Regions from separate parts of the Homo sapiens genome. Here region 2 is linked to region 1. The links are chromatin loops, found by intact Hi-C in ENCODE. Cell type or tissue: ascending aorta. All regions are shown on one strand. Each heading gives the region's core, and the rest is flanking DNA. Links, peaks and the distances in the headings are about the cores only.

Evidence for each region. A loop is a pair of places that touch in the nucleus more often than their neighbours do. Peaks named below come from ENCODE experiments on the same cell type or tissue, not always from the same donor. Only the 100,000 strongest peaks of a DNase experiment are listed, where the experiment ranks them.
Region 2: a loop joins it to region 1, with 2.0 times the contacts of the local background. A loop is called at or near these places in 9 of 110 quality-filtered maps.

The regions. Positions count from the first base shown.
Region 1 is chr1:51,656,972-51,673,069 of GRCh38, forward strand. OSBPL9 (oxysterol binding protein like 9) reads left to right here. Exons shown (of 24, transcript NM_024586.6): 3 at 12,463-12,541. Among named protein-coding and RNA genes, the nearest start is that of OSBPL9, 48 kb to the left of the region's middle. In ascending aorta, for the core only: no CTCF peak of the experiment used is centred there; a DNase peak (open chromatin) is centred at 9,680; H3K4me3 peaks cover 372 bases; H3K27ac peaks cover 6,594 bases.
Region 2 is chr1:51,760,938-51,777,035 of GRCh38, forward strand. OSBPL9 (oxysterol binding protein like 9) reads left to right here. Exons shown (of 24, transcript NM_024586.6): 11 at 930-1,034; 12 at 4,885-5,044; 13 at 11,133-11,245; 14 at 11,668-11,786; 15 at 15,896-15,981. Among named protein-coding and RNA genes, the nearest start is that of MIR761, 67 kb to the right of the region's middle. In ascending aorta, for the core only: a CTCF peak has its summit at 8,227 (motif pointing left); no DNase peak of the experiment used is centred there; H3K27ac peaks cover 1,119 bases.

The DNA of each region.
Region 1 (16,098 bases), core at 4,828-12,827:
CCTGGCCTATTTTTTTACATTTGTAATTTAGAGCCATGAAATTACTTGTTACATTGTATTACATGTTAATTTTTCTGTTGTCTCCACTTGGATAATAAGTTCCTATTCAGTGTCACAGTTGCCTGGCACATAATAAATACTCAAAAATGCTTATTGTTAATTTTATGTATTTATGAAAATAATCAGTAAATGTTGGGAAATTTGCCTTTACTATGGTTTGCATACAAAAGAACTGTGGGAGTTATTTATCTTAAACATAATGTGAGCCAGTGGTATGATGTATTTTCTAAAAAGAACAAAGCAAAACACCCACATGAACATAGGGTACATAAAAGGAGAATGGAGAAAGGGACCATAGAGGAAACCCAGATCAGGTGCTGTGCTGGATGATTTTCATACACATTCCTATCATAACCCTGTCAGGTAAATGCTCATATTTCATTTTGCAGATGAGGAGACTGAGACACAAACTACTCTTAGTAACTTATCAAGGTCACATAGGAATGGTGAATCTGAGATTGGACTTGGGTCTTATTTCAAAGCCCTGTTCAATTCTTAATGTTACTAGGCTCCCATTCCTCTGGACTAGAAGAGTGAATTCAGATACTGTAAGTCATTATAAGGTAGTGTCAAACCAGTGGAGGAAAGCAGAAAAGTGAAAAACCTTCTTTGTGTTGGTTATGAAGTGTGTGCCACTAGACGGTGCCCTTTCCTTGATGAAGAAATAAAATGTTGCTTGAGTCCTGTGGTCTGATCCTCTCCCATACTAGTCAAAAACAAAACATTGGCATTTTCAGATAATATCTGGAAAATGGAGACATGACAACATTAAAGAGGCAGTGTGGCCCGGGCTTGGTGGCTCATGCCTGTAATCCCAGCACTTTGGGAGGCTGATTCAGGAGGATCACTTGAGTCCAGGAGTTTGAGACCAGCCTGGGCAACATAATGAGACCTCTTCTCTACAAACAAACAAAAAAAATGAACAAAATTGGCTGGGTGTGGTGGCTTACACCTCTATCCCAGCTACTTGGGAGGCTGAGGTGGGAGGATCACTTGAGTGCAGGAGGTCGAGGCTGCAGTGAGCTGAGATCATACTACTGCACTCCAGCCTGGGTAACAGAGCAAGACCCTGTCTCAAAGAAAAAAAAAAAAAAAGTAGGGTGTAGTGGCAAAAACAAATACAGGGCATGTATGTAATGAAATTCAGACTTGGATTCTGCCACATTCTGGCGTTGTGACTTGAGGCAACTTTTCAGCTCTGAGCCCTATTTCCCATATCTCTGGAATAGACATCATGCCATTTACTCATAGTGTTGTGAGTACCAGATTAGTTAATACATTTTGAAAAGTACTCAAACACGGTGTTTGGAGCTTAATAGGATCTAAATGAATGGTAGTTTTTTTTTTGTAATTCATAATTTCTATTAATACAGATGAATCTCAGATTCTGAAGAATTCTAAAGGGCCTTAGGAATCACCAAAGAAAAATGAATTATATTAAACAAAGTTTTAATGGTAAATTTATTATACATCTTTGAAAACTATTAATCTACATGTGATTTAGAGTGACCCTCTTTTACTCCATCCAGTGAAACTAAGTATTCCATTTACCTGTTGTGCTAGGTATCAGAATTGAATGTGATTTCCTGAGAGATGCATTATCTATTCTCTTTTCTTTTAGTCTACCACAAGAGAGGTCGGTGGTGCACCATGACAGAATATTAATATTTTCAGTAATGACTTCTGTTAGTGCCCTATTTCATTGATACCATCACTTTTTTTTTTCACAATGCAATAAGGTGTTATTTTTAGGTTAATGTATAACCTTAAGAATGTCTTCCTTTTTCCCTTGGATCTGTATCCTGTAAGAACTTTTATCAATTGTCTTGTTATTTCACAGTGAAAAGTCACTCTATTCATTGTGGCTTTTCTCGTTAATTCAGTAGCCTTTTTGTAAGCTCTTTCTCTTCTCTATGAATTTAATATTGAAAATATCCTCCCTTGGGCAAGATGTAAACATCTATTTAATCTCTGTGATTGGTACATAGATGTCATTAGTGCTCTATTTTATGAATGTTTATACTATTTCATAATTACAAATTAAAAATTAAATGAAAAAGAAAGTGATGGAAGAATATATTCCAGGCAAGTGCTAACCATAAGAAAGCTGGGAAACAGAATTAATATCAGACATAGAATACTAAGAAAAGAAATTAAATTGTTATGGAAAAAGAGAATACCAAAGACGCAGTATCACATAGATAACATTCTTTGACAACAATGGAAAAAATTAGAAATCCCTTGATGAAACAGTAGCCACCCACCTCACACACATACTTCTGAATAATTCATTGGTGGAAGTAGAAATGATAATAGAAATTGTGAAATATTTAAGTCTGAACGATAATGAGAAAACCACATGTTAAAACTGCATCTATGGAAGTCTGATTTATAATCTTAAATGAATATATTACAAGACAGATTGAGAATTAATGATCTAAACATTAAAATTTTAAAATTAGGTAAAGAAAAGAAATAGCAAAGGAAATAGAAAGAAGAAAATAACAAAAAGAATACACTAATGAAATGGGAAATAAACAGTAGAGAGCATAAACCAACTGAACTGTGATTCTGTGAAAAAAGTAATAAAATAAACCCTGGTTAGATTGGGAGGAAAAAAACGAAGGCACAAATAAATAATATTAAGAATGAAAAAAAGAAAAGTACGTAATAGTAGAGATGAAAAATTGTCAGGAAGCTACTACAAATACATTTTGCCAATAAATTTGAAAGCTTATATGAAAATGGATAATTTCTCAAAAAAGCATAAATCAACAAAATTAGGCTGTCAAAGAACTTGACAAGGTGATTCTAAAAGTCATTTAAAATTTGGGAAAGGGGAGAGATATTTTTAAAGAATAAGGAGTTGGTGGACTTGCCACTCCAGATATTAAGTTTTTAACTGAAACTATGGTAATTAAAATGGTATGGTGGTGTTATAAGAGACAGAAATAGATTAGCGGAATGGAAGAGAAAGCTGAAAAACAGAACCATTTGGATTTGGGTCTTGGAGAAAGCTGGAAATTTGGTATATGATAGAGCGTTACAAATCAGACATTATCACTTAGTAAATGAAACTGGATCAATTGGGTGTCCATATGAAAAAAAGAAGATTACTCTTTACCCCATGTGATACACAAAAACAAATTTCAGATGTATAAGAGGTATAAAATGAAATTTTAAACTTAGAAAAAAAGCATAGGTGATATCTTTATGATGTCAAGATAGAGCAGAAAGCATAAACCACAATGGCAAATATTTGTGGATTTGACAACATTCAAAATTTAAAACCTTTGAACAAAAAAAGATACCACAGTCAAAGGGAAAAGACAACTCATGGATAGAAGAGAAAATACTTAAAATACATCAGTTGGCAAAGGATTAATATTCTGTGTATATATAAATAACTCCTGCATATTAATAAAGAAGACAAAAAGAAAATCCCCCCAAATGCATACAAATCTGTAAAAAAGACAAAAGAATTCTCAAAATGTAGAAAAGTTACATACTTTCAATTCATGTAAGGGGGAATAAGAAGGTAAAATATTGAATGCAAAAGCAAAGCAAATTGTTTACCACTCTCTTACTGGCATCTAGGCCAGTGCCTAGAAATTCAATAAATACTTGTTGAATCAATGAATGAATGATGCTAAAGTAGGTCCTCCATGCAGCGTCTTCTTTAGTGAGCAGGTTGAACTGCAAGCCATTCTGCTCCCTTCTATATTATTGATTCTGTCACTCCTCTCTAGACTGTATGTTCCTCCAGGGCATAGACATGTTTTGTATCCCTTGGCTGTTACTGTTCTTGGCCCAGAATAGGTATTTAATAAGTTTGTTGAAGTAATTAGTGAATATTGTTTACTGTCACCATGTCCTGTTAAGAACAGGCTTTGGATCAGGGTTTGCAAGACCTAGTATTCTTCTCCCTTTTAGTTGTTGGACTTTTGGCAAACTTAAAAAAAATTTTTTTTAAACCTGAGTCTCAGTTTCTTAATCTCTAAAGAAGAGTAGTGACCTGTTCTGCCTAAATCTCAGGGACCACATTTAAATGCACTATGTGAATGTAAATAGACTTCCAATGTCATTTAAGCAGTGATGAAAAGTATGTGGTTGTAGAGTTATAATGGGAGTAGCTATGCTGTGTATTCTTAGCACTGTCTACATTCCTTTTAGGAGCCTGTGAGCAATCTATGTCTCAGAGGAGTCATCATTCTTTTTTATTATCTTTGGAACCAGTTCACCAGCCTACTTTTCGCAAAGGGAGATTGGCCCCAAAATAGCCAGAATTTTGTTTCTCTTTTTTTACCCCAAGCCGTGAGAGCAAAACTATCTGTCTGTCTTTGGCATCAGAATGATGATTCATGTCTGAAGTATGTCTGTGTGTATAGAAAAAAAACGAAAAGAGAGAAAGTCAGGAAATTCATCCAGTGGGACAAGACTGTGTAGCTCTAGTTTCTTTTTGGTGCCTTGATAGTGTGACCCTGGAGCAACAGGCACCTTGGTGACCTCAAGTACTGATAGAACTTTAAGAAGCTGACCATCTGAAACCTTCAGAAAAAAATCATGAGAGGTCACTGAAAGATGTATATGTTTATTATGTTGGCACAATGGGGGTCATAAAAGTGGAGTTGAAAGAAAAACATTGATATTTTTGTGGGTTAGTATAACAAATAACTTTTCTTAACAACAGAACACCATTTCATATATAGATTATCAAAGGGAGTTTTGCTTTACCAGATATAATCAAAAAAATACTCTAAACCCAGATAAAGGGAGAGGAAGGATGTCTCAGGCAGAGGGAACATGTGCAAAAAATGGTGGTAGGAGAGAAATTGGGGCAATTGGTAAACCTTAAGCTATTTAAGTGTAGAATAGAGAGGTAGGCATGGAGCAAATCACTAAGGGCCTTGTAGGCTAGGCTGTGGCGGAGAGTGACCACATCCCTTAAACCAGAACTGCTTGAGAATGAAAGGGGGATCTATTCATTATTGAGCCAGGACAACAGGAATAATCCAGGATTGTTCCTGGCAAACCAGGTCGTATGGTCACCTTGTGTGAAGGTGAAGAAGAACCATTGGTGTGGTAACATATCCTCCAAGGAATGGAAGGTTAAAATAAATTATAAACTAGAGGATTGGACAGCTGAATAATCTTGACTAAAAGGGAATGAGAGAGGCTGGCCAATTGCTTGGTTAGGACATGGAATTGAAAAGGGCTGTTGTTAAAGAGTATAAAGACTTGAGTCTTGAGTATGTGTAAATGCAGTTGGGAAAAAGAGAGAGAGAGACAGAGAAGAGAAATAGAGACCAGGAAGAGAGAGACAGAAATTGAAAATTGGCAGGGATATGGAGCATGAGTGTGGAAGGACTGGGTTTTCGATAGAAGAATGGATGCCTTTTCCATTATGATAAGTGGAAAGGAAGCATGCTGGGTTTAGATGCAAGTGAGTCTTCAGGTGGGAGGGCACATCAGGAAGGTTTAGAATTTCTACCCGATGGCTGCTTTTGTTGTTGGGAGTCCTAGCCAATGAATAAAGCAATAAAAGACATATAAGGTGTAAGGCTTGGAGTAGAAGTAATAAGACTATTATTCACAGCAACTTAATCGAGCATATGGAAAATCCAAAAGAATCTATAGATATAACTATTAGAATTGAGAATTGAATCTAGCAAGATAAGCAGATACAAAGTCATTATATAAAAATCAACGAATTTTTTTTTTTTTTTTTTTTGAGACAGAGTCTCGCTCTGTCGCCCAGGGTGGAGTGCAGTGGCGTGATCTCGGCTCACTGTAAGCTCCACCTCCCAGGTTCACGCCATTCTCCTGCCTCAGCCTCCTGAGTAGCTAGGACTACAGGCGCCCACCACCAGGCCTGGCTAATTTTTTGTATTTTTAGTAGAGATGGGGTTTCACCGTGTTAGCCAGGATGGTCTTGATCACCTGACCTCATGATCTGCCCGCCTTGGCCTCCCAAAGTACTGGGATTACAGGCATGAGCCACCGCACCTGGCCAATCAGTGATATTTCTGTATACTAACAACTGGCAATCAGAACATGAATTTTTTTAAATGGAGAACATTTATAATAGCATCAAAAAGCATCAAATTTTTAGGAATAAATATTAACAAAAGATGAGTGAGACCTCTACTCAGGAAATGATAAAACATTATTGAAATTTAAAAAGACCTAAATAAATGACAGTCTATTTATTTAGACTGGCAAATCCCAGTTTATTTCTAGTCATTTGAGTCATTATGCTGGCAAGTGTGTGTGTGTGTGTGTGTGTGTGTGTGTAAAACGTGTGTAGCTGACTAAAAATTTATGAAGAGTCAAGAGTATCCATTCCTGATTCCTGCCTTCTCAGCCAACATACAGAACCCAGTAGAAATGGTGATTTGCTTTCCTCTGCCCCTTTGGGGATGGCTGGCTATGACTATGTTCAAGATGTTTATTTATTAAAAAACTTTTTTTAAATTGGAGGATTTACTCCACCTGATATCCAAATGTAAAGCCTTCCAGAAGATAATGTAGGAGAATATTTTCATGGCCTTGGGACTGGGAAAGACTTCTTAAAGGAGACATAGAAAGCAGAACTATAAAATGTAAAGTCAATACACTGTCCTACATTAAAGTTAAGAATTCTTCATCAAAAGATATCATTATGTGAGTGCAAAAGCAGGCAACAGAGTAGAAGTAGATACTTGCTTAATTTATAACCATTGAAGGGCTCATACCCATGATATAGAAAGAACTCCTACAAGTCATTAGAAAAAGATAGTCCAGTCTTGTCAATGGAGAAGAAACTTAAACTATTTCACAAAAGAGGATCTTCAAATGGTCAGAAACCATGAAAACATACTTAACCTTGTCAGTTATTAGGGAAGTGGAAGTTAAAACCATGATGAGATGTCACTACTTACCTGCCAAGAATAACTAAGGTGAAAAACTGTTAGTGAAGTTATTGGAACAGTTGAAACTGTCGTATACCACTGATGGGAGTATAGCTGACACAACCACTTTTGAGGACGATTTGATAGTATCTCCTAAACCTGATATATGCATATCCTGTGACCTAGCAAATTTACTTTCCTAGATTTGTATTTAATATAAATACATGTATAACAAAAGATATGAATAAGAATATTCATAGGAGCTTTATTCTAATAACGTAAAACTGAAAACAACATAAATGTCCATGCACAATGGAATTGATAATTGTGGGTCTATACAGAGGAATGATATATATAGCAATAAAAGTGAACAAACTACTGCTTCATGCAACAATATGGATGAATCTTACAAACATGGTGCATGAAAGAAGCCAGACACAAAGGAAAATAAGTGGTGTGAGTCCATTTGTATACAATTCAAAGACAGGGCCAGGCATGATGACTCCTGCCTGTAATCCCAGCACTTTGAGAGGCTGGGATGGGTGGATCACTTGAGGCCAGGAGTTTGAGACCAGCTTGGCCAACATGGTGAACCCTGTCTCTACAAAAAATATAAAAATTAGCCGGGCGTGTGGTGATGCATGCCTGTAATCCCAGTTACTCAAGAGGCTGAGGCACAAATATCACTTGAGCCTCAGAAGCAGAGGTTGCAGTGAGCTGAGATCATGCCACTGCAGTCCAACCTTGGCAACAGAGTAAGACTCTGTTTCAAAAATAAATAAATAAATAAATAAGTTCAAAGACAGACTAAACTAATTGTTATATTAGAACTAAGGATAGTATTTATCTTTGGAATGGAGGGTTGGGTTAATGATTAGGAAGTGTTACAAGGGGAGCTTTTCTGTTCATTGAGCTGTACACTTGTGATTTGTATATATGTTACATTTCAATGTAGTGTTATTTTCAGATGAGATAGTATATGTAAAATGCTTAGCATAATGCCTCACTCATGAAAATGAGTTCAGTTCAATAGCTGGCAGCATTAACTATTTACTGTGGTTTAGTGCTCTGTGATGATAAGATTCACGGCAGTGTTATCCAACAGACCTTTCTGCAGTGATTAAAATGTTCTGTATTTGTGCTGTTCAGTTTCATAGTCATTAGCCACAAGTGGCTGTTGAACATTTGAAGTATGACTAGTGTGACTAAGGGACTTACTTTATTTATTTATTTAGTTTTTGAGACAGAGTTTCGCTCTTGTTTCCCAGGCTGGAGTGCAATGGGGCAGTCTTGGTTCACGGCAACCTCCAGCTCCCGGCTTCAAGTGATTCTCCTGCCTCAGCCTCCCGAGTAGCTGGGATTACAGGCTTGCACCACCATGCCTGGCTAATTTTGTATTTTTAGTAGAGACGGGGTTTCTCCATGTTGGTCAGACTGGTCTTGAACTCCCGACCTCAGGTGATCTGCCAGCCTTGGCCTCCCAAAGTGGTGGGATTACAGGCATGAGCCACTGCGCCCGGCCTGAGGGACTTATTTTAAATTTTTACTTAACTTTAATTAGAACTTAAATACCCAATATGTGGCTAATGGCTATTGTATTGGACAGTGTGGATGTAGGGTTTTTGTCATAGGAAATGAAGGACTGAAGGAGAATAGCAATGTAGTTCATTTGAGTAATTCAACAAATCAAGACACTGAGAGACCAGAGCATCAGATCAATTGTGCATATATACACTGAAGAATGCTCAGGATCATGACAAGACCTGATTGGAGTAGGAGACTGTTAGCTAGGTTCGAGTCTTCAAAGAAGCCTTCGATTAGAGAGGGGAAAGTGCAAAGGTCCAGAAAGTAATGTTTTTTTCCATATAGACTATCTAAAGTACGCAGCGAGAAATGTTTCTGCAGCAGCAACAGGTGCTCCAGAGAAATGTTTTGTGTATATATATATATTTTTTTAGAGTCTCGCTCTGTCACCCAGGCTGGAGTGCAGTGGTGCGATCTTGGCTCACAGCAATCTCTGCCTTGAAGTGATTCTCCTGCCTCGGCCTCCTGAGTAGCTGGGATTACAGGCATGCGCCACCATGCCTGGCTAATTTTTGTATTTTTAGTAGAGACAGGGTTTCAACATGTTGACCAGGCTGGTCTCAAACCCCTGACCTCAGGTGATCCGCCCGCCTCGGCCTCCCAAAGGGCTAGGATTACAGGTGTGAGCCGCCGCACCCGGCCTCCGGAGAAGTTCTGTACAACAAAACTAAAGTAGTAATGTGGTCATTGGAGATCTGTGAGAGAGAAGTTTGGTGCCGTGAGAGGAAGGAAGCCAGCTTGCAAGAGTGGATGGAAGGTTAAGGTACAGCCAATTTTCAAAAAGCTCCTCTCTGAAAGCAATGTGAGGAGATGTGGTAGCTAGAGGGAGATGTGGGATTTTGCTTTTGTTTAACAAATGGTGAGAAATAGAGCTTGAAGAATGACCTTAAAAAGTGAAATTGCTTGGTGTTTTTAAAAATTTAAAATATTAAAATAATTATTTTAAAAATTTAAGATCCTCAGTCATACTAGTCATATTTCAAATGTTCAGTAGCCACTTGTTGCTAGTGACTATTAAACTGAACAGTACAAATACAGAACATTTTAATCACTGCAGAAAGTTCTGTTGGATAACACTGCCGTCAATCTTGTCATCACAGAGCACTAAACCACAGTGACTAGTTAATGCTGCCAGCTATTGCACTGAACTCATTTTCATGAGTGAGGTATGTGGAAGAAATGTGGAAGCTGAATTCATATGGGGTGTCTGTGAGGTGGGGCAGAAGGAAGCTGGGTGACGATAGTGGAAATGTTGGTTGGGCCAGATTTTGAACAGCCTTGAATGACATTATGAAGTAATGCTGACTTTATCTGTTAGTTCATAGAGAGCCAAGGAAGGTTTTAAACATGTGAGTCTCTAATAAGAGTCTGTGCTTCAGAAATATTACTCCGGCAATAGCAAGGACTGTGAACTAACTGTAAAGTGTCCAGACTGAAGGCAGGCAGATTGTTACCAAACAAGAAACGATGAAAGCCTGAATTACAGAAGTAGCAGAGAGGATGGAGACAAGTTGGTGAACTTAATAGTTGAGAGGTAGAATGAGCACAGCCTGTGGTAATGGAACAAGGGGTAGTTGTACAGACCTGGAGGTTTCTACCAGAGTTGACTAGGTGACTTGTTGAGCTTACATTTGGGTTCTTAATTAAGGAACTCAAGAGAAAGAGCAGGCATTTGAGAGTGGAGTGAGTTGCAATAGCTTTGTTGAGATATAATACATATACTATGCAATTTATCAACTTGGAGTATCCAATTTATGTTTTTAGTATATTCACAGAGTTGTTCAACCATCATCATAGTCAATTTTAGAATGTTTTCATCACCTTGTAAAGAAATCTAGTATACCCATTAGCAGCCATTCCCCATTTCACCCCAACCCTCCCAGCACTAGACAACCACTAATCTACTGTCAGTCTATGAATTTACCTATTCTGGACATTTTTTGTAAGTAGAATCATGTAACATGTGATCCTTAGTGACTAGCTTCTTTCACTTAGCATACTGTTTTCAAGGTTCATCCAGAGAGAGATAACTTTTCGCCCTGTATTATAGTCACCTCTTTGCATGTTTTATCTCCTGTACTGGATATAAGTGCCTTGAAGGCAGGGCATATATTCCAGAGCTGTATATTGCATATATTTTGGTATTTAGTTATGGCTCAGGAAATATTTGATACATCACAAGTTAGAAGGTTAACTCAGTTAATCACAAATTACATTAACCAGAATGAGCTGTTTCTGCACGTGCTTACCCACTGAAGTGTGTCTGTATTTGCTGTCGTGGAATAGCTAGGTTCCATGCCAATGGTGATCTGGTACTGGTTCTGCTGTTAAGGCTTTGTGTGACCTTGGGCAAGTCATTATACTCTCTGGAGACACTTTCCCTATTTGAAAATGGAGATAAAATTTCCTACCCCATCTGACACTGAGGAATAAGTAAAGTAATTCAAGTAGGTGGAATTTGGATAGAGTTGGGGTTCATCCAGATAGCCTCTGGGGAAGAAATGAATAAATGTTTGATCCTATTCCCTAATATTCCTGGTATAGGAGTAGTCCCCCTATGTAGCCTTTTTTCATGGGATTAGGTATTTTGTCCCCTTGAGTCATTTCAACTCCCTTGTCAAGGTCTCTGGTTTTATCAAGGGCACACGGCTTCTCTTATCACCTGAGGCATTTGACCTATTCTGTGTTCTGTAGTCTTTCTCTCTGGAATACTTAAGATACTTTTTTCTTAAGGACATTGAACAATAGATTCCCTATTTTGCTTAGTTTCCTGTCTCTTATCTTAATTCCTGTTGTCTTCACAGAATGCATGTAGTTGAATATTAAGAAAAGGGGGCCAGGTGTGGTGGCGCACTCCTGTAATCCCAGCACTTTGGGAGACTGAGGCAGGCAGATCACTTGAGGTCAGAAGTTCGAGACCAGCCTGGCCAACAAGGTGAAACCCTGTCTGTACTAAAAATACAAAAGTTAGCCGGGTGTGGTGGCACACGCTTGTAATCCCAGCTACTTGGGAGGCTGAGGCAGGAGAATCACTTGAACCTGGGAGGTGGAGGTTGCAGTGAGCCGAGATCGTGCCACTGCACTCCAGCCTGGGTGACAGCCTAGGCAACAGGGTGAGACTCTGTCTCAAAAAATAGTAATAAAAAAGTATTTTTTAAAAGGGTTAAAACCTACCCAGTCCGCCTTCCCAAAACAACTTGTAAATTCAGTTCCCCATTGTGTGTGCCTGCCCACCCCCCAGTTTGGAGAGTTGTTTGTGCTCTTATTTAGAAACATATACTAAGTATGTACTTAAGTGCCATGTATCAAATAAAATAGTCCTTGATTTCTAAGATTTCATAGTGGTTCTGTAGGAAGATGCTGACATATGAACAGATAATCACAGTATACTGTGAAAAGTGCTCTTGGAGGGCAATGTACAAGTGGTTATGGAAGCACTTGGAAGAAGGGGTTGGGACAGTGTTTTGAAGCAAATGTCACCTGGCATTTCTACACTAACAAGTATATACTATCACAGAAGCAGCCTGCTGAAGAGCACCTGCCTTCTTTCAGCCTTACAACAACCTGGTGAGGTGTAGGTTTTTGACTCCCATTTTAGAGAGCATTCTGAAGTTCAGAAAGGCTCAGTGGCTGGCTCTTAAAACACAGATCCTAGATTCAGCTTCTGTGTTTGTCCCTTCCGCCTCCCAGCACATCTATGCCCTTAAGGAAGGCATAGAATGTACCTGTACATGGTACTAGAGTGTCCTGCCAGCTCCTCTCCTTTAGTTCTTTCTCCTTAAGCAAAACTAGAGTCTCAGTTTCCTCTTTTCTGTGTCTAGCCTGCTTCCAGTGTCGTTGGTGCATTGAGTATTCCAGGGCTATAGCAGTAGTGAATATTGCTGATGTCATTGTTTGCCTTATTGGGATTTTGCTCTTTGTTTCACAGGGAGCTGTGATTGGTATAGACGATGAGGACGACAGCACCTTCACAATAACTGTTGATCAGAAAACCTTCCATTTCCAGGGTGAGCTGAAAGAAGAGATTCTTTCTCTTCATAGTCCCATCTGCTTCTTTTCTTCTCTTTTGGGTTGTTTGCTGGATGACTTGAATGGTTTTGCAACTGATCCTGCATGAACGAGTGCATAGGAACATTCTGGATGAAGTGGTACTGCAGGTTAGGCAGGGATTTGTATCTGCAATGGATGTAGATCGATTTGAAACGACTGTGGATCTGGCTGCAGTTGGAGATGAAAATTTTAAAGGATAAAAATCAGTGAAGGGAGAGAGTAATGGGCTGCTGCTGCTGCTGGCTTGTGTTTACAGAAGGTTGCTGATCTTCTTTATCAAGGAGTATGGTTCTGCTTCTGCATGAAGAGTCTAAAGACTGATTGTGAAGGTTGCAGTGTTTGTCTGTGTAAAACTCAAAATATAAATTAAATTGAAGCTTAGTGGCAACCTTTGGCTTAAAGGTTTTGCTCTGCTTCAAGAACTACAAGTTTGCATTCATTTCATCTGTATTTCTGTGTTTTGTTTGCCAGCCATCATTTCTCTGCTATTATCCTTTTTATAGTTAAATGCCATCTGCCACTGCTATGTTTCGGCATTGCATGCTATGGTTCACCGGTAGAAAGGGTAAGGTACTGTATGATCATTCTCATTTCATTTTGCTTTGAAAACTCTAAACCAGCAAATAAAAGTCAATTTTAATGATCTTGTCCTAAGTACCTCTTGTCTATTAGGAGTGACTGTTAGTTTTAGTATTAATGGTTTTGTTATTTTGCCTTTCCAGAGTAATCTCTCTTTTATGTTTCGAGCAGTTCAAGAAACTTAGAAATGAAAAGATTTGGAGAGGTTAGCACTTTCTCTCAACTACAAGTAACAGTGCACTGTTAGAGATGCTAGGTATGCCAAGATAAATAAATATTAAATACATTTATTGCTTAAAAATGTTTTGGTTATGAAGTCTAACAGAGGCCAGATATGTTATATGAGGTGTTTAGGCAGCTGTTGTCTTTTTGTGCTAGGATAGTGAATTGCAGTTATTTTTCTTCATTGTCTTCTTTCAGAAATTGACAGATAGTAATGAAAGATGCAGGTTATATTCAACAAACCTAAACCAGTGTACTCAATAGTGATATCTCTAATGCTTTCTTCCACATAACCTTAAAATATTTACTGTGTTTGATGATATAATTTATTCAGAGCTGCTTTAATAACGATGCTGTCCTGAAATTTTCTACTATATTTAACTTCATAAAACATTTTAAATCCTATTATGAAAGCCCAGAGTTTTTATTTTTAAGTTAAATATGTAATGCTGCCTATAAATCAGCAGGTAATTCCTACACTCTGGAACTCTTTACTTGAATGAAGTTGAATATTTTAATGCATTTCAAGAAAGAGCTGCTGGGTGCAGGTAAGGCTGCAGTATGGAATTCTCTTCTCTGCAGTTACTAAGAAGGAGACACCTCCTTTGGACCCTCAGAAGCTGTACCTCTACCTTCTGATTTACTTTTAAATTATTTATGTCCCCTTTGGCACTCTCATACTTATTTGGCTTATAAAACAAGAAATATTCCTCAGGAAGGATTTAAATGATAAGAGTTATGCACATTTTAAAAATGGATTCATAGTTCTGAAACTGTCAGAATAATTAGTTTATTTTCTATTGTAGTAGTTATGGGAGTTTTAGCATGAGATCTGGATTTTGCAAAGAACTTGGTAAGACTGTATTTTTTTTTCGTTAATGAGAGCTATTTCACATTCATAGGTCCTTGATCATAAAATCCCTGCAAATTTGATACAAAGTTATCAGTGTCTGAGAGATCTTAAATTCTTGATTAGAATTGAAAGCAAATTTTAGCTATATATGTGAACATATCTTTAAATGTGCTGAAGTTTTTATTGAATACACCAGTTTTTTTTTAAGCAAATGAAATATCAGTTGATGCATTATAAAACAAATTCTACTGTCAACTATTAAAGGGAAAGCTAGAGTTTGTTCAGATACATTCATTTATTCATTCAACATCTATTTTAGACATTATTCTGGGGATACAGTGGTATACAAAACAGATAAAATTCCTTGCCCCTTGAGTCATCCATTCCAGGAAAGGAGAAAGGTAATCAACACGATCAACATGATAAGTTAGTAAAATATAAGTAAATGAGAGTGATAAGTCCTGGGGAGAAAAAAATAAAATACGAAAGGAGAAAATGAAATAGAGGTGAGGTTGCAGGGAGAGGGGAAGTGTTGAAATTTTAAATAGGGTAGCTAGGGAAAGACTCACTGAGATGGTGCCTTTTTAGTGAAGAGCTGAAGAAAGTCAGGGAACAAAGTATATGGCTATGTTGGTGGGGGAGGTGGGGTGAATACATCATTTCTTTGCCTGGAATGACGTACCCACCCTGCCTTCCTCCCCAACACAGTCATATACTTTGTTTTGTTTTTCTTTTTGTAGTTTATACTCATATATTTGAAGAACAGCTAGAGGTCAGCTCTGGCTGGAGTGCAGATAACCATGGGTGGAGAGTAATGGAGAATGAAATCTGAGAGGACACAGGAAGTCCAACCATATGAGGCCTTTATAAGGGCATTGAATTTGACTGAGATAAAAGGCCATTAGAAGGTTTTGAGCAGAGGAGTGACATGGTGTGATTTATGTTTTAACAGGATGACTCTGGCCACTGTGTTGGGAGTAAAATTCAGAGGGGCAAGGACAGAAGTAGGGAAACTATTTCTGCAGTAAGAGGCTGTTGTAAACCAGAAGAGAGGTGGTAGTGGCTCCCACATGGTAGCAGTGGAGATGGGGAGATAGTGAGAAGTGGTCGAATTGTGTGCATGTTTAATCACCTTTATTGAGGTGTAATTAACATACAATAAAATGTACACAATATACAGTTAGGCATTTTAATCAGTTTATTTACTCATGACTACCACCACAATCAAGATATAGATTCCATCACTCCAAAAGATTCCTTTATGCTCCTGTCAGTCAGTCCCCAGCCCCAGCCCCCGGCCCCAGGCAACTACTTTTCTGCTTTCTATCATTGTAGAATAGATGTTTTGTTAGGAGAATTTCACATAAATGGAATCATACCATATGTACTCTCTTTTCTGGCTTTATTTTAGCTCAGCATAATGTTTTTAAGATTCATCTATGTTGTTGTATATATTAATAGTTCCTTTTATATTGCTAAGTAATACTTCATTGTATGACAGTATATTTATTCTGAAGGTTGAGCTGTAACATATGACAGAAAGACAAGTCTAGGTTGAGTAACAAGAATGGAGTTGCCATTAACTGAAGTGGAAGATTGCAGGAGGAACTAGTTTTGGGAGGGTGAGGGAAATGTGGGCATCAGAGCTTAGCTTTGGACATGTTTACTAAACAAGTTTTAAATGTCCACCAAATAGGCAAATGGAGATGTCAAGTAGGCAGTTGGAGTTCAGTGGAAAAGTTTGGTCTGCAGAAATAGAGTTGGGAGTCATTGGCACATAGATGGTATTGAAAGCCACAAGAATTTGGGAATAAATGTTGAGAGAAAAGAGGTCCAACTACAGAGCCCTGGGGCACTCAA
Region 2 (16,098 bases), core at 4,303-12,302, 100 kb after region 1:
TGATAATGTTTTGATATTGGGGCTTTACTGAAGTGTGATGAAAGTGGTTTTGTTATTCAAAGTGAGATAGAAAACAAACTTGGTTACTACGATTTGGATTCACTGGTAGAACAGGATTCTATGACTCAGAATTCATGGCTAGCGAGGAAAAATTACTATACCTTATTCTGGATAATCCAGGGATGTTCCGTTTTGGGGTATTCTGTGTAGCTCTGAACAATACAAATGGTATGTTCATGGTAGATTTTAAGATAATGAGAAAGTGAAGAGGGAAATTTATGATGCCTACTGATCACATGACATCTGGGTTTTGTTTTGTTTTTTTTTTTTTTGTATAAAGCAATACATGCAATTTTTTAAAAACTGGCAAAGAAGGGCTCAGGGCCAATACCTAGCTACACTGACTGATTCCTTTTGCCCTTTTGTTATATCCAACATTTCTATGTTCTCGATGGCATAGTGAAGTCAGAAATTGTACTGTAAAATGGAAAACTCTTTTTAAAAGTACTAGTAAGTATGTGAAATCCTTTTGTGAGTTTTTACTTCTTAAGTGAATTAGCTTAAACTACCTCTTGGGGCTAAAGAGGAACAGGTACTGTACTCCACTTCAGATTTTTTGTGGTTTGAGGCTCAGAAACACATTATCATCAGAAGCATTTGTTGGTTTTACAGCATAGTTATACTGCAGTATTGGCCTACTGTGGCTGGTTTTTTGATATCCTGCCTGGTATCTTAGTACTCTGTAGCCTATCATCATTGAGTTTAAGAGGCTAGGAAGTCAAAAGGAAGGAGTAGCATGGAACTAGACTTAATGAAATAAAGTTTCAAAAATTACTGGCCTTTAGGATTTTGAATCCCAGACAATTACAGTCAATAGAATGTGTGTTTGGCTGTTTCTGTACCTTATTTTATACGTTCAAATCTCCTAGAACCTGTTCAGTTGTGTAAGTCAGAGCAGCGTCCATCTTCCCTACCAGTTGGACCTGTGTTGGCTACCTTGGGACATCATCAGACTCCTACACCAAATAGTACAGGTACAGATTTGCATAATTTCTTTATGTCTCATAACTCTATTAACATTTGAGGTTTGTTTGTGACCTCTGATGAGGAGGGGGAAAGTTGAAGAAATGTGTTGTATATTTTCTGTTGGAGATATGTTAGTTTTAACATTATAGTTCCATACATGAAGTGGTTAGCTTTGTGTTTGAAAGAGAAGCTTTAGTTAAGTTTTATTTATTTTTAAGTTTTTAAAATTTTTATTTTTGAGACAGGGTCTCACTCTGTCATTCAGGCTGGAGTGCAGTGGTACGATCAGGGCTCACTGTAGTTTTGACCTCCCAGGCCTCAGGCTCCCAAGTAGCTGGGACCACAGGCACACACACCACACTTGGCTGATTTTTAATTTTTGTAGAGAGGAGTCTCCCTATGTTGCTCAGGCTGGTCTCAAACTCTTGGGCTCAAGCAGTCTTCCTGCCTCAGCCTCCCAGTGTGCTGGGATTATACAAGCATGAGGCACCATGCCTGGAATAATTTAAATAAAATAAAATATTACAGAGTTTTGTTTGTTTGTTACCTTAACATTTATTTGGTGATCTATGTTGACTTTTTGAAAAATTTACTCCAGCTAGACTTGCATACTTTCTTATTATGAAGCTGACACAGAAGTGCACAGAATAAAAACTGCAAGTCCTCTTTACTCTCCCCCCAGTAATTTGCATACATGTATGTGCATATACACTTATGTCGTGTATTTTTATTGTTTTTGTTTAAACCTAACTTAGGTTATGTGTTTCTGTGACTTGCGTTTTTCCTTTAACAAAGAACACTTAGAGCACTTTCCATGTTTGTAAAATTAGGTCTACAGCATTCTTTTTACAGCTGCCTGGGCAGGTATTGCTTGTTTTTTCCACTGATGGAAGCAATACTTCAGTGATATCCTTGTACAGCACCTTTGGCATATGTATATTTTTTTAGAAAACATTTATCAGTCTTTCACCTTTTTGCCAGTTTTATAGTTAGAAAAAAGATACTTCATTTTAATTTGCATTTTCTTTTTGTTTGTTTAAACGTTTTGTTTTTTGTTTTTGAGATGGAGTCTCACTCTGTTGCCCAGGCTGGAGTCCAGTGGCACTGTCTCGACTCACTGCACCCTCCACTTCCTGGGTTGAGGTGATTCTCCTGCCTCAGCCTCCTGAGTAGCTGGGATTAAAGATGTGCGCCACCACGCCCCACAAATTTTTGTATTTTTAGTAGAGACGGCATTTCACTATGTTGGCCAGGCTGGTCTCGAGCTTCTGACCTCAGGTGATCTGTCCACCTCCACCTCCCAAAGTGCTGGGATTACAGGTGTGAGCCACCGCGCCCAGCCTGCATTTTCTTAATTCGTTTAGGCTTAGGGTCTTTATTTTTTCTCTGTTTTACAGGGATACTATCAGTGTTAGATACTAGATTTATCTTGTTTTAAAATTAATTAAATGTATGTTGAATAACTTGTAGAACCAAACTCAAGGAAGCATCTAGCACTTTTCACACTGTTAAACCTGGAAACCAAAACCAAAACCACTCTTGAAGAAGTGGGAGATCAGCCCCTTTTGTTCATCCTCAGATTTTTTTCCCGGGTAGGATTTTTCCTGTGTAATGATGAATAATTACCCTGTGATTTAAAAAATTCGAATTAGTAAAAGTACTGATGCTATTACTTTGATCTTTACTATTTAACAGCATGGGCAGTTGCCTTTGAATTTTGAAAGAAAAAAAATAGCTCTCTTACTTGAAGCTCTTGGGAAAAGGCTGATAAGCAATTTGAATAATGAAATTGAAATATTTTGGCTGACTTCTGTATTTCCTGAGCTGTGTCACCTCTTCTTCATTTAAAAAATAGTACCTGTTTGTTGTTGTTCGTATTTTTATGTTGGAATTTTGAAACAACCAAAATTCCAAAATTTTTCTGTTTGGAAATACGTAAAACTAGCAACAGACTTTGAGAAAGTGAGAAGCTCTTCTTATGTATATTAATTTTTGTAAAAATTACTTCCAGAAGATAATCTTCTGAAAACTATTTCAGTTGAAGGTATTTCAAAAATCTAACACTTTAGAGTAGATTTAAAGAAAAATTTAAAATTAAATTCCTGTGATTTATATCTTATTTGATTTTTCATCCTAACTTCATTTTCTCCACTTTTCTTTCCCTTACTTCTCTTGTTAATACAAAAAAGAAATAAAGGAATAAGATAAAATGTTTGCTCTCCTAAGTAAATCTCAGATCTTTTGTTTGCAGTTCCCACTCAAACTTTTCTTCTTAGATACAGTTTCACTTGTGTGATCACCTGGAATATTTGCATGCTACTTAATCATTTGCAATTCTTGATCAATTTTTTTTTTATTCCAATAAGAAAAAGCTGCTTTTCTCTCTTACTTTTTCTGTTGGGTAATAAAAAGAATATGAAGTTATTTACTAATAAGGTGAGCTACCTTTGGAATTTCCAAAATAAGCATTACCTTTTAGGGGTTAAACTTTTTGTGTTATCTTTTTAAAATACCTTTGTGAATATGATGACTAAATGTGGCAAACTGATGTGCTTTTTTTCACAACTATTGAACCATACATATAGGAATGGGCAAAAAATCCGTAAGTGACTCTGGATTCTTTTTTTTTTTTTTTTGAGACAAGGTCTCACTCTGTTTACCCAGGCTGTAATGCAATGGCACAAACACAACTCACTGCAGCCTCGACCTCCTCAGATTAAGTGATCCTGCCCCAGCCTGTCGTGTAGCTGAGACCACAGGCACATGCCACCATGCCCAGCTAATTTATTTATCTATTTTTTTAAGAGATGGGGCTCTCACTTTGTTGCACAGGCTGGTCTTGAACTCCTGGCCTCAAGCAGTCCTCCCAACTGGTCCTCCCAAAGTGCTGGAATTACAGGCATGAGCCATTGTGCCTAGCCTGGATTCATTTTTATTGCTGTCTTCAATTTCTTCCAGAACTGTGGCCCTGGCTTTCAGATTGCCATCAGTGTCTTAATAAACTTTAGTCTTCACCAGACATCTGTAGATTAGTATAAATTGCCTGACTGACAGCCCTTAAATGCTCAGTAAGTTAAATTGATCTTAATACTCCATTTGTCGATTGGTTTGATACTTTTTTGTTCTTGCTTTACTAGTAGATAAGGTACCAGATGATCATCTCAGAGATTAGATGGCAGGCTTCTTTGTCTGGGTCTTCATTAATTTCCATTTCTTTAGTTAGACTATTTAGGAATAGAAAAATGTTCTTCTGAATCTTTTCATTTTCTGCATTCTTCTCATCGTAGTCCTCTATTTTTATCTCCACCTCTGAGCCCCTGACTTAGGTGGAAAAGAGGAGAGGAATTTGGATGGTGTGTGTATTTTCCATGTGATTGCCAAAAAATATTGAATGATAGGAATGTGATATCCTGCAATATTTTAATGTTTATGTGGTCTTAATATTCTTTTCATTTTGCATTCCCAGTGGCTCACTGCTGCATTTTTAGGTATCTGGATCTGCAGTGTAAAATAAGAGTCCCGGCATCCCATTGTAATCATATCTGTTGTTGGACTTGCAACTCCACAACTCATATAATCAAAAGGGCCCCCTTCCTAGTATTAATGATAATCTTTAATTATAGAATGAGGACATAGCTTTTTGTTTCATTTATTTAAAAGGCTGTGTCCTCATTTTATATCATGATTTGCCATTTTCTGTGTGGAGTTTAAATGTTGATTTTCTTTATAAATACTGTAGCGACTTTTACAAACTTAACCAAACTCTTTTTTGATTTTAGAAAAGTCTGCTTTGACTCCATCTCCCTAGTTTCTTCTCTTTCACCAATATTTTTCTCTAAAACCCTTTTAACTTCCTAGGCAGTGGCCATTCACCACCGAGTAGCAGTCTCACTTCTCCAAGCCACGTGAACTTGTCTCCAAATACAGTCCCAGAGTTCTCTTACTCCAGCAGTGAAGATGAATTTTATGATGCTGATGAATTCCATCAAAGTGGCTCATCCCCAAAGCGCTTAATAGAGTGAGTAGATGAACAGAATATGTATTTAAATGATTCTCCTGATTTTTAAAAATCTAATTTGATTTTGAGACTAGTGTTAATGACAGACTTGCCTCATCAGTTATTATTTGGGAAAATTAAAAGGGCAACCTTTTTAATAGAAGTTTTTTTATTGATGTATAATAGTTGTATGGACAACTTGTTTTTGGTTGGCTTATTGAGCAAAGCCAGTTCTGTGAGAGTTTTGATTTTAGTCCTAAGTTAATCCAAGTGGAATAAATAGCATCACCTATAGTAATGTGCCAGCGTTATTAGTTGAACCCTGGCCGTTTCTACAGTACCAACATTAGGAGAGGGTCCAATGAGAGTGAATAAGCTATGAAGCATTATACAAATAAGAGGTTTCTATTACTTTTTTCTTTTTTTAATTAGAGTGGAAATATTCAACACCTATCAGCCAGGCACTGTGCTAGGTTGATATCAAGGTTACAAAGATCCAGGCCCTGCCCACAGGGAACTTTTGGGGGAATAGGCAGACATTTATAATCTAATGAAATACGTGGTATGGTATCTTAGTCCCTTTAAGCTGCCATAACAAAATACAGTAATCTAGGTAGCTTATAAACAACAGAAATTTATTTCCTACAGTGTTATGGAGCAAAAGGGGCTTGCTGCCCAATGTGCTAGAAGCCATTACTAAGTCCCAGGTTTTTGAGGAAAGAAAAGCTTTTTATTGCAAGTCTACTTACAGGGAAATGGAAGTCCACCTCAAATCTGTCTCTCTGCACTGGCTTTAAGGCACTAATTTTATTTAAAAACGTTTAGGGAGGCCAAGTGTGGTGGCTCACGCCTGTAATCCCAGCACTTTGGGAGGCTGAGGCTGGCAGATCATGAGGTCAGGAGTTCGAGACCAGCCTGACCAACATGGTGAAACCATCTCTACTAAAAATACCAAAAAAAAAAAAAAATTAGCCAGGCATGGTGGTACATGCCTATAAATTCCAGCTACTCAGGAGGCTGAGGCAGGAGAATCACTTGAACCTGGGAGGCGGAGGTTGCAGTGAGCTGAGATCACACCACTGCACTCTAGCCTGGGCAACAGAGCAAGACTCTGTTTCCAAACAAACAACAACAACAAAAACAGTTTAGGGAGCCAGGTGTGGTGGCTTATGCCCCTAATCTCAGCAATCTGGGAGGCTGAGGTGGGAGGATCAGTTGAGCCCAGGAGTTTGAGACCAGCTTGGGCAACATGGTAAAACCCTGTCTCTAAAAAAATACAAAAATTAGCTGAGTGTGGTGGCACACGCCTGTCGTCCTAGCTACTCGGGAGGCTAAGATGGGAGAATCTCTTGAACACAGGAGGTGTAGGTTGCAGTGAGCCGAGATTGGGCTGCTGTACTCCAGCCTGGGTGACAAGAGTGAGACTCTGTCTTAAAAAAAAAAAAAAAAGAAGTAGAATTACTGATTTACTTTCATTTTACTTGTGTTTGTTGTAGATGTATTAATAGCTTAGTTTTTGTTGGGAATTACTTCTAATTCTGCTTTCTCAGGGGACTGTTACTATACTGTTACTATAGCTAGGGTTTTTGCTTTTTAACACAGTACAAATTTGGAAATAATTAAATGTAAATTTGCAAGCCAATTACCTTCAGCCAGTCCTATGTGGTCTAGGTGAATATATATAGTTAAGACGTGGAAGGGAGGTTTAAATCTACAACTAAAGAAGGCCAGTGTAGCAGAAAGGGCTTAGTTTAGCATATTGGTTTCTTTTTTTCATTTTGAATGTTAAAACATAAACTATTGAGAAACCATTGTTAGCAGTTTGCCAATAGAAATTTAATTTTGGAAAAAAAGTTTTTATAATAATGGGGTTAAAAGAAAATAAGCATTTGGAAGAAAATTCGAAAATGAAAGGTTATTATTAATTTTTGAAGGGTTCAGTCATTATTTTATTTAAAAGAGAATTAAAGACCGTCTTTTTTTTTTTTTTTTTTTTTTTTTTTGAGACACAGTCTTTGTCGCCCAGGCTGGAGTGCAGTGGCGCCATCTTGGCTCACTGCAAGCTCCGCCTCCCGGGTTCACGCCATTTTCCTGCCTCAGCCTCCCGAGTAGCTGGGACTACAGGCGCCCGCCACCACGCCTGGCTAGTTTTTTGTATTTTTAGTAGAGACGGGGTTTCACCGTGTTAGCCAGGATGGTCTCGATCTCCTGACCTCATGATCAGCCCGCCTCGGCCTCCCAAAGTGCTGGGATTACAGGCATGAGCCACCGCGCCCAGCCTTTTTTGAGACGGAGTTTTGCTCTTGTTGCCCAGGCTGGAGTGCAATGGTGCAATCTCGGCCTCCTGGGTTCAAGCAATTCTCCTGCCTCAGCCTCCTGAATAGCTGGGATTACAGGTGCCCACCACCATGCCCAGCTAATTTTTGTACTTTTAGTAGAGGAGGGGTTTTGCCATGTTGGCCAGGCTGGTGTCGAACTCCTGACCTCAGGCTGTCCGCCTGCCTCGGCCTCCCAAAGTGCTGGGATCACAGGCATGAGCCACTGCACCTGGCCTAAAGACAATACATTAGCTATTGTTCTAAAAAAGTGCAATTGAATGTCACTTGCTAGTAAATCACTCATGTATCCATCCTTTAAAAGCATATGACTGTATTCAGTAAAAGCTTGATAATATGTGGTTAGCTCTTGGTAACATCACTGATAGACACTCTCTGGCTCCGTTTTGAGGGATTCTCCCAAAATTTCTATGAAATCGAAACATTTAAAACACCTGTTGTACCTGTAATAGGCAGGTCTACAAAGTCATGCACAGGCTCATGGGCTTCTTCTATTCCTGCTGTTAAGGTTCCTTCTATGCTCTCCCAGTACCCTGTCCCATAATAAACACACAGTTCATGAACATCTCTTTGAAAGGGTCCAGAGTTAAGTTTTTATGTCCAACTAACCCACTCTGTGTTCCTTTTCTCCCTCAATTTCACTCTTCCTTGTTTGTATATTCTAATCTAGAAGCCCAAACCAGTAAGGACTGCAGATGTTTTATTTGGGCAGCACAGTGTTCTGTTGACTTGTTTTTTGTTTTGTTTTAACAAGGCTTTAGATTCTTTCAGGTTGGGTATGCTGACTCCCCAGTTCCATATATATCTTATGTCTTGGTCCTATCCACATATTCTCTGCCTGGCATCTGTAGCTATTTGAGCTTGTGACACCTGCTGGTCATCAGCTGCTACTGCTGATTTTCTAACTGAGGTCAAATTTCTTTTTACTATTTTTTGTTTTTCTCTTTCTGAAGGAAGAGAACTTGAAAGCTTAAGTCCTTTCACTGTTCTTTTTCTAAAGACCTATACTAATGATAGCTTCTGTGTAACTATGGCACTGAGCACTGTAGTTTACACATTTATAAATTAGATAAAAGTACATGTTGGAAAGAACTTGTACTTTGGAGCCAGACGTGTTTGAAATGGCTCCACTACTCACCAGCTGTATGACTTCAGACCAGTCATTGAACCTCCGAGCGTCTGTGTATTATGAGCGTCATTGTGTTTTCCTTAGGGTTGTAATGTAGATATAGACATACCGTGTATGGTGCATACAAGGTACTCGATAAATTATTATTATAATTCATAGCTTTAAATTGTTTTTGCATACTTTATGATTTTATGCCTAAATTCTAGACAACTTAGCCCATTGCAGATAAAACTTTCCTGTATACATAGGTGTTGTTTTTAACTGTTTTCTTTATATCATTTGTTCTGAACAAGGTAAATTATGAAATGGCTGAAAATTTATCCCATTTTTTTTCAATTTACAGTCTTACTGAGTATTTCACTTGGCTCAGACATGGTTTCTAATCATGGGTAAGGAGAAAAAACACAGCATAAATAGGACCTTTGAAATTACATCTAAAATAAGATTCATATGTTATAGGATTTGGGGTTTTTAGGTCAATTGATTTAAAAGATTGACTCTATTTTGAGATACATCACAGAGGCACAAAGCATTTTAAAGGTAACTTTCATGCTTTTTTTTGAGACAGAGGGTCTCACTCTATCACTCAGGCTAGAGTGCAGTGGCACGAACACAGCTCACTATAGCCTCAACCTCATGGGCTCAAGTGATCCTCCCACCTCAGCCGCCCCAGTAGCTGGAACCACAGGCACACACCACCATGCCCAGCTAATTTTTTTTTTTTTTTTGAGACAGAATCTCACTCTGTCGCCCAAACTGGAGCTGGAGTGCAGAGGTGCGATGTCGGCTTATTGCAACCTCCACCTCCCAGGTTCAAACGATTCTCATGTCTCAGTCTCCAAAGTAGCTGGGACTACAGGCGCATGCCACCACGCTCGGCTAACTTTTTGTATTTTTAGTAGAGATGGGGCTTCACCATGTTAACCAGGCTGGTCTTGAACTCCTCACCTCAAGTGATCTGCCCACCTTGGCTTTACAAAGTGCTGGGATTACAAGCCTGAGCCACCATGCCCAGCCTAATTTTTTATTTTTTGTAGAGATGGGGTCTCACCATGTTACCCAGGCTAGACTCAAACTCCTGGGCTCAAGTGATCCTCTTGCCTTGGCCTCCCAAAGTGTTGGAATTACAGGCGTGAGCCATCATGCCTGGCCCCAGTTCTGTCATTTAATGATCATTTGATTTCTCTTACCTGTATCTTTTAGACATATTTTCCATTGCCTCTCAAAACTGGTGAGGTGGACATTAGTTATAATACCTTGTGATATATACTACTAAATAATCAAAGAAGTAATACTTAGTTACTCAAGAAATTTTGAAAAATAGGTAAGTAACCAGGGCAAACTAGAATAACATAATATATTCTAATTTTAGAATATCCTAATATTCTAGTGTTCTAATACAGGCAGAGCCCAGAGGATTTTTACAGCAGTGAAACTATTCTGTATGATACAATGGTGGATACATGTTGTCATATATTTATCAAAACCGATAGAACAGGCAACTCCAAGAGTGAACCCTAATATAAACTGTAGACTTTGAGTGATAATGATGTGTCAATGTAGGCTCATTGGTTGTAAGAAATATACCTCTCTGGTATGGGATGTTGATCATGAGGGAGGTTTGCAGGTGTGGAGACAGGGAATGTATGCATGCTGTCTATATTTTCTGTTCAGTTTTGCCATGAACCTAAAACTGCTCTAAAAATAAAGTTTATTAATTTAAAAAAATTAAAAGAAGTTAAGTAACAAGGGCAAATTATGATTAGATTAGAATACATGTTTTCGCACGTGTAGAGTTGTAATAAGACTCATGTGTACTGTTTTATAAATATCTAAAGCGTGAGAAATTTGATTTCAATTTTTACATTTAATAAGTAAATTGTGTGCCTTTTTTATTTTTCCTTTATTTATATACAAATACCAACTGGGTGTGGTGGCTCACACCTGTAAACCCAGTGACTTGGGTGGCTGAGGTGGGAGGATCACTTGAGGCCAGGAGTTCGAGTCCATCCTGGGCAACATAAGGAGACCTTGTCTCTTAAGAAAAATATAAATATACGTGCGTGTGCGCGCACACACACACACTTCCATCGGTAAATTATGATCACAGGTATGATAATCTATTAATAATAGAATAATCTTTCTTTAGACCTGTTAACTGGCTCATAAAAGCCAGTTAGCATGAATTTACTTGCATAAATAAGATGTTTTTTTATTTTATAATTTCAAGTACAGTTTTTTAATGATTAGGAAGAGTGTTAATACCAATGTGGGCTTTTATTAAAGGATCTCAAACATAAAGACAAGACATGTTTCTGAGACTTGCCGTTTCTGGAATTGTTGCCAAGAATTGTGACATATTTAGATTTATACCCAGTAACAAAATCATAAAAGGAACTCTAGTTTTAAACTTAAATGCAGAGGCAAAGATCTCACTAATTTTTGATGACTTCTAGGTCTTGACTATCAACATGGCTTTGTTGAGCACATCCTGTGCATAAAGGATAAGACAAGAGACCTTGTCATCAAGAGAATTCTAAAGCATATATATGCATGCATGTAACCAGCTAACTGTACGAGTCTAGCTTACTATGATTCTAAATTGCTTTCTTTAGCTTAAATAAGGTAATTAATGTTTTTATAGTTCTTCTGGATCTGCCTCAGTCCTGACACACAGCAGCTCGGGAAATAGTCTAAAACGCCCAGATACCACAGAATCACTTAATTCTTCCTTGTCCAATGGAACAAGTGATGCTGGTAAGTGACCTTTGATAATTTAACTTTTTTTTCTTTAAAAATATTTGTGGCCAGATGTGGTGGCTCATGCCGTAATCCCAGCACTTTGGGAGACCGAGGTGGGCAGATCACTTGAGGTCCGGAGTTCAAGACCAGCCTGACCAACATGGTGAAACCCCATCTCTACTAAAAAAATACAAAAAATTAGCTGGGCATGGTGGTGCGTGCCTGTAATCCCAGCTGCCAAGGAGGCTGATTCAGGAGAATTGCTTGAACCTGGAAGATGGAGGTTTACAGTGAGCCAAGATCGTGCCATTGCACTCCAGCCTGGGCGAAAGAATGAGACTCCATCTCAAACAAACAAACAAACAAAATTGTAATTCTAGTATCAGGACAGATTGGCCCAATTTAGCACCATTCTAATAAGATCTGCTTTATTTTAGACCTGTTTGATTCACATGATGACAGAGATGATGATGCGGAGGCAGGGTCTGTGGAGGAGCACAAGAGCGTTATCATGCATCTCTTGTCGCAGGTTAGACTTGGAATGGATCTTACTAAGGTAAGACCAAATTTGCTGTAAGTCTGTGTGGGTATGTATGGATTCTCAGTGATTGCGTGGTGAGTGTGCCTGCAAATGTAGTAAAATGACATAATTTCTTTTTATACCTGTGTCTTCTTGTGATTTAATATAGATGTAGATAAGTAAACAAAATTTTATAAATGATGAAATAAGTCAAGCTAGGATAATTTCATAGAGAACAGTGTGTATGAGTTGTATGGATTAAGATTTGGTAGAGTTCTAATCTTAGGGTCAGAGGATCTGTGTTTTCGTCCTACCTCTAATATTAGCAAACCACGCACGGTCTTCAGTGAGTTTCTTCTGTTTCTTCCTCTGTGGACTTCAGGGTTCTCTATGCAAATTGGACACATAGTAACCTGTTTCAGAGGGTTATTGTAAGGATTGGAAGAGGTAGTAAATGTAAAATTGTGACATATTTGTGACCTCTGTCTCCCAGGTTCAAGCGATTCTCCTGCCTCAGCCTCCTTGGTAGCTGGGACTACAGGCACGCAAAATGACACATATTGAGTCATGCAAAATTACCATAGTCTGGATTTGAATTTGAATTTAAACTTGGAGCTCTCAACAGAATGCATGCTTGAATTAGGAGACTGGTGTATGGGTGCCTTTGTATATTCCTGCCACTGTGCTAGAAAACCCCCTCCTTTCACTTAATTCTCACCACAGTACCACAGAGTAGGTGTTATTAACTTCATTTCATCAGGAAACTAAAACTCAGAAGTTAAGTAATGTGGCTGAGTCGTGTTAAGTCATATTAAGTGGCAGACTGAGATTCTAATCTGCTCCATGATTTTAAAACCTGTAATCTTTCCACTACTGCCTTTGTCTTGAAGGCTTGAACTGTATTAACTTTCATATTGATTATTGTTCTGCCGAGCTTTGGGGAGTTGATTAAATTTAGAGTTCTCACTTTTGTTAGGGCAAAATCAATTCCAGTGTTATAGTCTTTGTCAGTAGTGAACTCCTTTTTGTTTTGGATTTAGAGGGCCATTAAGAAAAAGACTAATTCATAATACCTTCAAGTAAGTGTCTGTAATAAAACCTTTTACCCCTAATCTAAGTGAGAACAGAGACACAAGGACAACTTTTATTTGTGGAGCCCAACACACTTACTAGGAATGTTCTAGGTAGGAGAACATTTGCAGGAGTTTGTCCCCGGAATTGCTTCAGTAATCATTAGATTGTACAGCTGCTGGCGTTGTTGTTGTTGTTGTTGTTGTTGTTGTTGTTGTTGTTAGGAAGGACGTTGTTTTCCAGGAGTGGCTCATTAGGCTTCCTGTTGAATCTCATTGGCCAGTATCAGGCATATGCTCGTGCCTAAACCTGCCACTGGCAAGGGGGAGGCTAAATGATTGGTTTAAATGAATCCACATTCACCCCTTGAGACGTGGAAGAGAAGGCCATGGCAGCCCACAGCTGAACCTGAACTGAATCAGAGTTCTTGGGGGTGAAGCATGGATGGGGAGAGGCAACCAGATGTATTTGCCACAATCAAGTTTGTAATTCTTGCCTCACATAATTTTCTCTGCCAAATAAACCATATTTGAGTCCATAGCTGCTAAAAGCTTGTTATATTATAAATGATATTATCATAATTATTTTTTACTGAATGTGTTTAAAATAAGTCATTTTTGAAATTTTTATTGGCACAAATGGCTGTGATTGCCAACAGATTCTGAAATCTTGGTTCCTTTTATGCATTCCAAAGTATTGTTACAATAATGCCTTAAATTTGTGTCTTTTATAAGAATGTTTTCTCACTTCAGATACTTTCCAAAAAGAGTTTGTTTTCCAAATACTTTGTAGTTTTTAAAAATACTACACAGTCACATCCCATTTAACCTCACTCAGTCTTTAAAATAAAAGAACCCTAACATATAAGCAGGGCATGTAATTATCTTCCTTTTCAGGTACTTAGAGAAATTGAGTTAATTTTTCAGGGCCTCCTCACAGCTAAGAAGAGGCTAAACAAGCTCTTGAACCCAGGTTGAAGACAGCTAAACCCAGCTCTCTTCATCACTGTTACAGCAGTTTGACTTAATAGCATGTATCAGTATAGCACTACAAACATTGAAGAAAATCTGTTAAATAAGAGTTCTCAGAAAAATCCTAAGTAGAAGAAAAAAATATTTATTTTTTTTAAATTACGTGTGAAATTAAACTTTTTAAAAATGTTTTTTGGCTGTTCAGTTCCTTTGTCCATTTATCTACTGGAGTAGTGATCTTCATCTTGAGTTGTAAGAGCTGTTTATACATTAAAGGTATTTATCCATGTTTTCTTCTTCAGCATTTTTACTCGGTGGTTTATAATTCTGCGTTATCTAAAGTGGTAAGAAGTTGTACCAAGGCAGTATATAAGCTTCCCTGCTAATCTAACCCTATTTGGATTATGAATTTACATGTTCTGTGGAAGAAAAATGTTTACCTAAAATTTAAATGCTGAGAGTCTGATAATAGAGATTCTAAGTGTTACAGTCTTAGTGTCCCTTTCCAAGCTTGTGTTCATCAGCCCACTTTATATTTTCATTATATGTCCAGCCACACTGGTTCACTGATTAATCCCTGTCACACCCCTCTTCCTATCCTTTCCTTGTCTTTTTTTTTTTCTCCCGTCTCCATGTCTTGTTCTTTTATCACAGCCTTACTCTTCTTTAAGGCTTTTCTCTAGTGCCACCTCAATAAATTGTTTCCCAGCTCTGCCCTCATTCTGTTCCCCCAAACAGAGCATGATCTTTCCTTGAACTGAACTTCCAGGGTGCTTAGAGCATTCTTGTATGATGTTTGTCACATTCCACCTACAATTTAAATGCTCTTGTTATTCTCTCATACTTACCTTTGTCTCCACCATAGCTTGCTTGCATTTATTTATTTATTTATTTATTTAGAGATGGGGTCTTGCTCTGTCACCCAGGCTGGAGTATAGTGGTGCAATCTTGGCTCACGGCAACCTCTGCCTCCTGGGTTCAAGTGATTCTCCTGCCTCAGCCTCTCGAGTAGCTGGGACTACGGGTGTGCGCCACCACACTCAGGTAATTTTTGTATTTTTAGTAGAGACGGGGTTTCACTGTGTTGGCCAGGCTGGTCTCGAACTCCTGACCTCGGGTGATCCACCCACCTCAGCCTCCCAAAGTGCTGGGATTATAGGCACAAGCCAGTATGCCCAGCCTCCACCACAGCTTTTAACACAGGACCTTGAATATAGTGGATATGTAGTTATTACTAAATGTTAAGAAATTTTTGCTTACTCTGGGGTGTTCTACTTCGTAATGAATAATTGATAATCTGATACTCATTTCAAAAACTCTTCTCCCATTCCCATTCTCTAATGAAATTCTTCTCTTTTTTTCATTGGTTAATCATCTTTCTCATGTCTTCCCGTATTCCAGTTTGTTGGTTCCCAGTCTGTATTCTTTTCTTCTTTTTGTTTATTCCTTTAATTGCTCATTTAAAAGTTTCTTACTGTGTAAATAGTAGTGAGAGCGCGAGTGTGAATAAAACTTAATTCTTGGATTGTAGGTGCTCATCATGTATTTCCTATACACTTGTCTAATGATGATAGAGCAACAGCAGTAGAAAGTGCACACACGCCCCAAACTCAGATCCAGTTTGAATTCCACATTAATAATGGGACAATTAATAGTGGGACGCTGAGCTTCATATTTCTTCACTGTAATAATTTCTTCATCATAGGGCTATTGTAATATAATATGTATGTAATATACAAATAATAAAATAATGTATATGTAATGTCCAGCAGATAGGAGGCATCAAAGGATTCCTCTGAGTGAGTTTGTTGAGTAGTTTGTTGTTGTTACTATACTTAGGGAGAAAAAGGAAGTTTCACAGAGGAAGTGACATTTGAACATTCAAAAGTCTTTCTCTGTTTTTGATCTGCTAGGCAGGTTAATGGTCATTTCTGAATCTGACAGGTTGAGAATTAGTTTTTGGAGCATGCCTGGGCAATATGTGGTGGATGTTACCATGATTTGAATGAGGTGGTGTTTTGTTTTGTTTTCTTTTTTTTTTTTTTAGTCTGTTTATCTGAAGAGAAATTTGATCTTCAAGGGTCAAATGTGTATGTTTTTCAGGTAGTTCTTCCAACGTTTATTCTTGAAAGAAGATCTCTTTTAGAAATGTATGCAGACTTTTTTGCACATCCGGACCTGTTTGTGAGGTATTTGACTGAACATGGTAGTTTCCAACGTTTACAGATGTTACTCAGCAGCTTTCTGCCTTTTATTTTGCAGGATAGATGGATTCCTTGTCACCTTTCAAACATTTCTGGGTATTC